3 separate regions of the Homo sapiens genome follow, and regions 2 and 3 are each linked to region 1. A link is an interaction called in ENCODE POLR2A ChIA-PET data of the cell type or tissue named here. Cell type or tissue: HepG2. All regions are shown on one strand. Each heading gives the region's core, and the rest is flanking DNA. Links, peaks and the distances in the headings are about the cores only.

Region 1 (3,071 bases), core at 260-2,759:
TAAGGGGTGTCTCTTTGGAATGACGGAAATGTTTTTGATTGAATAGTGGTGACAGTTGCACAACCTTGTGGATATGCTAAAAACCAATGAATTGGATACTTAAAAACGAAGAATTTTATGTTCTAAGAAATTTTATTATGTGGTTCTAAGAAATTTTATTATGTGGGTAAACTAGTAATGTGGGCTTTCTTTATTTTTAAGAAAACTTTTGGGATATAATTCCATTACTACTTTATCCTACATTACACTGGAGGTCCTATATAGTGTAATAAGATAAGAAAAAGCAATAAAAACTATAAGGATTGGAAAGGAAGAAACAAATCTTTTGCTTGTAGATAATATGACTGTCTACTTAAGAAATGCAAACTAGTAAATAAACAAAAGTTAAGTTAGGATGTTGTGTATAATATGAAAACAAAAAATTGCTTTTTCATGTATCAGCAGGAAAAAATGCAATTCAAAAATAAAATTTACAACAACAACAAAAAATACTTTTCTCTTGTTAACCTATCTTTTGGCAATCTAATTTACAGGGCCCTGGCCAATGAGCCTAGAATGGGTAGAGGGAAATATATTTTTTTCCTCCCCCACACATAAAATAAATATCTGTTTGGCCCCTGATATGTGCCAGGCGACGATCAAGAGCTAAGTGCAAAGGATACAAGAGGTTTACATTCTAGTATCAAACAGACAAGAAATACAAACAAATACGATTATTTCAAATAGCGACAGATGCCTTGGAGGGGAAAAAAAAACTGGGTAATGGAATAGAGGTAACTGAGGGATGGCTGTGGGCTTAGGCAACTGCTTTAGAAAACGTGGTCGGGGAGACCTCTTTCAGAAGAACAGTAGCAAGCCGCATAACTGTTTAATAAGCTGATATAGCTGTACCTAAAATAGTTGGCTCCACAAAATGTCCAACAGCAAAGGAAAATCAGGATCCTACTGGAGGGTGTAAAAGTCACCAAAAGCTGACAACGAAGATCTTCACAGGAAATGTACACAGGAAATGTAAACATATAGGTTGGAGGAGCCCCCTTGAGCCCTACGTCTGAAGCTGCCACCCCTGCCTGTGCCTGCTCAGGTCTGGATGACCCAGCTGGGTGTTCAGAGGTGCATACAGGGCGCTTGGATTCTGCTGCCCGGCTGGGTCTTAATGGAGAGCCTCTATTAATTATCTGAGCACTGGCATCACTCCCCTGGACTCAAAGCTAAATAAAGCCACCCCAGTTGCTTGGCCGCAAGCTCTCGAAGGTTTAAACAAAACTGCGTCTCAGTGGATGCAGCATTTGGCGCTTATCTAAAAGTTTTAACGTCTTTTCGCAGTTAATAATTAGCTCTGCCTTGGTCCTCACAAAGGGTGCCACCAAAACAAAAGCAGACGTTAAGTGTGTTCGCTATCCTTGCCACCGGTATAAATAGGCAAAGGGATGATTAATGAATGGGGGGGATTTAAACACAACAGTGAACAAAGACAAAGGCCCAAGGCTCGATCGACTGCCCACAAACTGAGACAGGCTGTATCCAGAGAGAAGCTGCAGAAAGCCACACACACAAACATCCGCTTAATGGACAGGTTGTGAAGACTTCATTTAACCTTGCGTTATGACAGCCGTAGTGTTTTATTAACATTCTGACATGTTAAGGGGCCAGGGTCAGCGGAGGCAAAACCATGCATTGCTGAGGGAGTTTCCTGGCAGGGGAGGGGAAGGCACATTTTTGTGTGGGTGACCGAAAGAAAACAGAGCAGGTCCAAGCACATTCCACAACACCCTTCAGGCCCCCTTTGTGAGGTGGGGCTAGAGCCACATTTTAAAAGAGTTGTTTGGATGTCAAACAAAGCAGATGAGGCACCCACACGCATGCCCAGCCTTTGACAAGGCCTGTCCACGCCTCAGAGTGGCCACATTAGAACCTGGGCTAGGCTTTAGCACTGACTCATAAAGAAGGCTGCTCAGAGGCATCTGCCACAGAAGTGTGTAGCGCGGAGGGGCTTTTGGCAGCCATTTGCAGACACAGGAGGGTTTGCCGCTGGTTGGCAGCCTTTAGTTAGTTCTAAGAGGAAACTTCCCCCCAAGGAGACAGCAGTAGCCCAGTGTGTTTGACCAGCTGGATTTTGAGCTTCTGGCTAGAGATGAGCCTGTGGGAAGCAGCAAATGGCCAAACCCTAGGGAGCCCTGGTTGGTCCACCTCTCTCTTTATAACCTTTCTTCTCCCTCCCAGGGCTTCCCCTCATCAACCAGGTGCCCATTCCCACAGGCTCTGTTTCCAACCAGGTGTCTGATGGGGAAGGATCTGATCAATTAATCCCTGTGGAAGATTTAGGTGATAATGAGCTTAAAGGCTCTCCCCACCCCCTCCAGGGACATTTGCATTTTAATGGAAGACTCCAACAGACCCAAAGGCATTCAAGAACTATAGCAGTGAAACAGTAATTGTGGAGTTTTAGGCTCTAAGGGAGGCCAGAACAGAGATATTTATGGGCTTGAGGAGCTTCCTGGTCTCCCCACAGTCACACTACGGAGACCCCTGCCAAAATTTGTAGGCTTTTATTTCATCTTTTCTCTGCCTACATTACTTAGGTATTGGAAATATCACCTGAGAAAATGGAGGCCAAATGCTTTAAAGAAACACCCAAAAGAATGTGATGATTATGATTTACTAAATGACAAAAATGTAGACCAGAGCATACTCTCTGTGATCAACACCCTTAAATAACAGATGAGGAAATGGAAACACTGAAAAATGAGGTTTTCATGTGAGTCACTCAGCCAATCACTTACAGAGCTAGGACCAGGCACTGACTCTCCTGATTCAAGACCAAGGCTTTTTCTACTGCACTGTAAGAATGACTTCTCTTCCGTCCTCACAGCACATCCTAATCACTCCTTGACTGCTGCATTACAGATGATCATATTATTTAATTTGTGTTTTATAGCTTTACAGTAATCTACTGCTTTGTTAGTGCAAAGGAGATACAGAATTCCAGTTCTGGAAAAATCACCTAAGGGAAGATGAACATTCAAACCAAAATTCTAGGGGATACCACTTTACACCCACTTAATTGTCCT
Region 2 (3,071 bases), core at 384-2,883, 99 kb after region 1:
CACTAAACTTATTCAGACTGTCAACAGGGGCTATCGGGAATAGGGTTTGCAGGTAAGTAATTCTGGGTGTTTTAAGGCTATTATCAAACAGCAATGGTTGAAGGAAGAGACAGCTACTAATAACACAGAAGGCAGCCATCATAAACCACTTTATGGCAGAAACCCCCGTCTATAAATCCTGCGACACCCGGAGACAGCTTCAGATTTATAAAACTGCTTGTTAAGCCAGGGCACTGCTTAATGAAAAGAGATCGGTCTAAGTTCTAAGTCTCACGTCCCTAGCTCCAGAGGGCAACTCCAATTTTCCTGACCTTCTCAAGGTGGCTAGGGGAAAGCCCCCAAGGCTGGGGGTGGTGAGGGGTGGGGGTGAGAGTCAGAGGTGCTCTTGGCTGAGATACAGAAGGTGGGGTTATCAAGAGGAGAGCAGGGATCCTGGGAAGGTGCTTAAAGACCCATTTGTCTCTGTCTGGAAACAGATTTCCTAAATCTGAGAGACCAGCACATTGAGCTTTTCAGGTCCTCTTTCTTCTCACATAGAATGTTCCATTTGCTTAAAGGACTCCTCTAAGGAGAGAGCTAAAACCGCTAGGAGGAGAAAAGGAACAGGAGAAATACCTTTTTTTTCTTTCTTTCCAAAATCAATTTTCTCTGCTCTAGTCCCAACACTCAGGCATTTTTCATCCAGACCTGAGAGAGAGAGGAGGATGTTCTTTCCCCCTGCCTGTAACTGTTATCCCCAGGGCAATGGCTGCTCCCCCCAGGGCAATGGCTGCTCCCCAGGAACACCTTACAACCACAGAAAAGCTCAGATGGGCCTCCACGGTCTGCGAATGGGGTTGGCTGACATGTTTTTTTCTCTGACACTCTATTCAAGAAGTACCAAGTTTCCAATTCTTGAGGGAACTGGGCATGGGGTCATTAGAGTTTTGTTTCGTTTTTAAAATTTTCTTCCGTTTACGGCAGTCTATGCTTCTTTGCATTATTTCTTGCTGCCTTCTTGCTTCTATTCTTTGGAGGCAGTGAGACATGGTACAAGCTACTGATGCGCTACCTGAGACCCCTGAAGGCAGCAGTGGGTGATCTGTGAGCCATTCTCAATCTTTCACAAAGCTTGATGGGATAGATGAGTCCGTCAACAAAACATCATGCTTCCTCACTGTTGACTAGATTACATTAACTCCATTTAATAGCACTGGTTACCTCATGCTGAACAGAAGCCGTGATCAACTGCTGAACGTATATGTTTCATAATAATAATAAACTTAGCAATGGCTTCAGTGCAGCCTATTTGAGAGATCAAAGTTTTTAAAGTGTTGGGGAGAAAAATAAAAGGAGGGCAAGTTTTTGTAACAAAAAGCTTGGGGACTAATAGCATAGTGAAAGAGGCCAGACTCTTGAGTGTATCTTGCCCTGTGATCTTGGTTCAGTCTCTGCTGCCTTTCTGAGCCTCAGTTTTTCTATCTATGCTGTGAAGGGGATGGGCCAAATGATGTCTAAGCCTCTTTCAAATGTTACCTTGCTTGAACTCTACGTGGCTCAAAGTTGACTTACAATAAAAATGTCCATGTCGTCCTTTCTTGTTATTCCAATTTCCTTATATAACCACCCCCAACACCTCCAAGTAAATGACGACTGTGAGAAAGTCAATAAAGACCACAGAGTAATGAACAAACAGTGTGAGTGGAATAACTGCAGATGCTCAGAGAGATGACAACAATCTCACTCTAATGAGCCGAGGTGAGCTCACCTACAGCATTCATGAATGCCTGACAACTGGCAGAGGCCAGCTGATTTTCCTCACAGTTCACCGGCAGCATGTTTGAAGTCTCTGTGCAAACAATACACCCACAGGACAGACCAAGGCCCTCTACAGAGAGTAACCGGCAATTACTCTGTGGGCTTCTGTCACTTTGATCTCTGGGTCGTGACCTTTGCTTTCTTGTGATCTTCAAAGCCCAGATTGTAGATTAGCTGGAGAATGCTCACTGGGTTATGTAAGCCACAAGTTTTACAGCTCCTATTCGTCTGGGAAATGGTGGCAGCCCAGAGCGACCAGACGGCGGAGGGTCCCTCCCTCCTTCCCTTTGGCTGAGTGCTGCAGACACTGGGCAGGCCCCAGGGCTGCTCCATGCAGGGGAACAAAGAAAGGGTGTCACGTTTTAAATAATTGAAAGTTGTAAGGAATACAGAAGGCCCTACAGGGAGGAGGGAGTAAAGCAAGGCCAACCAGAGACTGGAGTGGCAGGAGGGGATGAACGACAGAGGGTTCAGTGACAGAGGAAGAGCTAAAAGACCATGAGACCAACTCCCTTATTTGAAAGGTGAAGTCCAGACTTGTCTACTGTTAACCTTCAAGTCCATTGTTCTTTCTGTAGCAAAAACAAAAAAAGCAATGGCAAGGGAAGACAAGAAATAGACCATTCTGGGCACCCAACTTTCCCATATTGATTTGTTATTTTGGCTAGCGTTGAAATCCACAAGGGGCACTAAAGTGGTTTCTCAGTAGCATGGTGGTCTCTCCGGCCAAGTCTTGCACTGCTGTTCTCTTCCTGCCCAAATCCTGGAGGCTGCTGATTATCACATTCACCTCCATTCCACATTCATCCCAAAATAGCAGCATGGTGTGTACACACTGAAAATCACAGACAGGTTTAAGCTCCTATAATAACAGGGCCATGGACATTTCTCAGCCATGAACTATGATGAATGGCAAAGAGAAACCCCAGGCACAGTTCTGCTCCTGCCCCAGTGGGGCCAGGGTGCTACTCAACAACTTGGTTGTATGTTCATGCTCACATATAAATTTAATGAGCCTGTTTTATGGTGGGGATGTGTGCCAAGAAAATCCAACTGGGTGCACAGGGGGTAAGTGAGGAAGTGAAAAGGGTGAATTTGGGAGGAGGGGAGGAAAGACTCCACAGAAACTCAAGCTCTGTGATGCCATTTCCAATAACTACATAAATCGAGTCACTTCCCATTTCTGGTCCAGTGGTTGGCCACAATGTGACCTAAAAACTGGGCTGACCTCTTTGAAATCAACATCTCCCATGGAAATGAAACAACAGACACAC
Region 3 (3,071 bases), core at 384-2,883, 130 kb before region 1:
GGTCATCTGATTTCCAGCCCAATGTGCTTTCTCCACTCCTTACAGCCCTTTAATGCATCGGTGACAAACTGCCCATTTTAAAATATGGTAAAGTAGGGCATCTAATGAAGAATCTCCAGCGGGAAGATCTTCATTGTCTTTTTCACCTTCCATACTGTGTCAAATATTGATATTTATAAAATAATGGAAGAACTGGCATCAGAAAATGTATGCTACAGCGACTCTTTGAATGAGGGCCAGAAAGAGAATAAAAAGCCCAGAGTGACCTGCTGTACACCCACACTGCTTCCCCAATTAACTCCAAACAGACTTTGTCTGGGATGAAATGATTTAGCCTCAACGCAAGGTCAGTCCCACATATCCAGAATAAAGATTGCCGAATATGCTTATTTGAGCTGAATTACATTTGGTAGTTTAATAATATGAATTTACTGCCTTTTCAAGAGGGACTCTAGCACTGGGGAGAACTTTAAAATGCATCACACTTAAAACATAAAATTAAATTCAATTAACTTTTATTGGGAGGCTAATACACTAGTACTCTAGAGGGAGAAACGAAGCTCTCAGCTTTCCCAGGATTTTCAAACCAGGTCTCTAGAATCCAGGCCAAAGATACTGGCCTGTCTCCATCCCTCATAAAGAGCTTCATTGGCAACTTTAACATCTGTACTCAGTGGAGTGGACTATGCCTATAAGTCTCCAGCTAAAAGACCCTCAGGGGCATAAAACCTGGAATAATACATAGGTAGAAAACACTCCCTACCTACCTATCACATAAAAGACAAAAAGCCAATGCGGGCATGAAAACATGTGAGGGTCTCAGAGACAATATGCTTTTTATTAAACCCTCCTACCTTCCTGCTATCAGGATAAAGGGTTACATCTATTTTTTTTTTTTTAATATTTAGCACAATTAGCCACTCACATTGACTTATTAGAGATTCTTCAGCCAGCCTCGGCTTTCCTAAGGCCTTACTGCCCCCTCCCTCCACTGAGATATCCAAGTTTGCAGACAACTGTAAGTAGAGTGCCTGACTACTCCCTTTGTGACTTCATAAAGAGCAAGCTATGACATTTGCTGGTTGAGTTGTGGAAAAAACTGAATTCCAGACAGATTGGCCAACTATATCCTGGAAATAGGATGAAGTAATCTCCTTGACTCATTTAACAAATATTTAATGAGTGCCTACTGCATACCATATACCATACTAGGCATCAGAGATTCATGAGTGAATGAAACAGACATGATCACTTCCCTTATGGCTACAAAAGAGGGGAGAATGGGGAAACATGGAAATCAAAAAGCATCCCTGTATTATCTATTCTCATACTGCTAACAAAGACATACTTGAGACTGGGTAATTTATAAAGAAAAAGAGGTTTGATGGACTCACATTTCCACATGGATGGGGAGGCCTCACAATCATGGTGGAAGGTGAAGGAGGAGCAAAGGCATGTCTTACATGGTGGCAGGCAAGAAAGCATGTGCAGGGGAACTGCCCTTTATAAAACCAGCAGATCTCATGAGAGTTATTCACTATCATGAGAACAATATGGGAAAAATCCACCCTCAAGATTCAATTACCTCCCGCTGGGTCCCTACCACAACACCTGGGGATTATGGGAGCCACAATTCAAGATGAGATTTGGGTGGGACACAGTCAAACCATATCAGTCCCTATCTTAAACAAATAATACAAAAAAAACCCAAGATTTCAAAATCAGGGTTAAACTCTCTGTCAAGCTGGTTGGAATTTGCAAGACAGAATCAGTTTCCCAGTGCTGCTGTAACAAGTTCACATGAACTTAGCAGCTTCAAACAACACAAGTTCATTGTCTTAGAGTTCTGGAGGTCAGATGTCTGAAAAAGGCCCTATAGAGGCAAAATTGAGGTGAGGGGAGAACACGTTTCCTTGCCTTTCCCAGCTCCTAGTGGCTGCCTGTGTTCCCTGTCTTGCACCCCTGGCTCCATTTTCAAAAGCACATTGCTCCAATCTCTGCTTGCTTCATCACATCTCCTTCTCCCCTGACTCTGACTTCCCTGAGTCCTCTTCGGAACCGTTGTGCTTACCTCAGGCCCACCTGGATAATGCAGAATAACCTCCACAATTTATGATTTTTTAATCACACCTGCAAAGTCCCTTTTGCCATATAAGGTAATCCCAGTTTCTAAGAATTAGGACATGGACATATTCGGATGATTGTTATTCAGCCTATCACAAAGACCAAAAATAACATCCCAAACTTTAGGTACTTTCGTGGAAAAAGAAATGACCTGAGCTCTTGAAGATGTGACCAGGATGCAGAACAGTGGAATTGCCTCCCTAATTACATTCATATTCTCTGTCTAACAGCAGTAAAACAAGAAAGGTGTGGTGGTGGTGCATGCCTGTAGTCCCAACTGTTTGGGAGGCTGAGGCTGGCAGATCACTTGAACCAAGGAGTTCAAGATCAGCCTGGGCAATAGAGTGAGACCTCCTCTCCATTTAAAAAGAAAAAGAAAAGCAGTGAAACACAGTGGCAAAGAACACAGGCTGTGGGGTGAAATACACCAGGGTATTGGTTGAACCAGCTCAACCAAACACCTGGATGAACATGATCAAATTACTTAACCTCTCTGAACCTCAATTTCCTGTTCCCCAAATGGAGATCACAATAATACTCCCTTTCTGGGGTTGTTATGAGGATTAATGAGATAATACCTATATAGCACTCTTTGTTGTATATAGTAAGCATTCAATCGATGTTATTATTATGTTATTATTATAATTATTCAATCACTGGCCACCCAGCCTGGACTTGAACTCACACCTGAGTATTTTAGAGGCCTCCTTCAGTACAGATCACTGAAATTTCCAGAACTTCCTCTTCCCCTTACTTGAAATCCGATCTGTCCCTCAAGCACTTGTCTCATTCATGCTCCTTCATGCTTCCCCAGTGGGAAGAACTCTATCTCCCTTTCCTTCTGACCTCCAACAACAGGTGCACCACTCGTGTAAGGCTATCACTGATCTTGCTGCTTCCAATCTTATTTTTATGTTTTAGCACCATATGTAGATTACAAACTGCCT

The links. Peaks named below come from ENCODE experiments on the same cell type or tissue, not always from the same donor. Only the 100,000 strongest peaks of a DNase experiment are listed, where the experiment ranks them.
Region 2: POLR2A ChIA-PET joins it to region 1 with 35 read pairs; 1 of 35 experiments calls an interaction of 5 or more read pairs at or near these places.
Region 3: POLR2A ChIA-PET joins it to region 1 with 5 read pairs; 2 of 35 experiments call an interaction of 5 or more read pairs at or near these places.

What each region holds. Positions count from the first base shown.
Region 1 is chr10:76,149,084-76,152,154 of GRCh38, reverse strand. The region is part of intron 5 of LRMDA (leucine rich melanocyte differentiation associated); the gene reads right to left. Among named protein-coding and RNA genes, the nearest start is that of MIR606, 600 kb to the right of the region's middle. RefSeq lists an enhancer at 1,705-2,613. In HepG2, for the core only: no CTCF peak of the experiment used is centred there; DNase peaks (open chromatin) are centred at 1,024 and 1,784; H3K4me3 peaks cover 2,178 bases.
Region 2 is chr10:76,050,123-76,053,193 of GRCh38, reverse strand. All of the region lies in intron 4 of LRMDA (leucine rich melanocyte differentiation associated), which reads right to left. Among named protein-coding and RNA genes, the nearest start is that of MIR606, 500 kb to the right of the region's middle. RefSeq lists an enhancer at 1,653-2,186. In HepG2, for the core only: a CTCF peak has its summit at 1,901; a DNase peak (open chromatin) is centred at 1,873.
Region 3 is chr10:76,283,262-76,286,332 of GRCh38, reverse strand. All of the region lies in intron 5 of LRMDA (leucine rich melanocyte differentiation associated), which reads right to left. LOC124902462 (a long non-coding RNA gene) reads left to right here. Exons shown (of 3, transcript XR_007062203.1): 3 at 1-3,071. Among named protein-coding and RNA genes, the nearest start is that of KCNMA1-AS1, 600 kb to the left of the region's middle. In HepG2, for the core only: no CTCF peak of the experiment used is centred there; no DNase peak of the experiment used is centred there.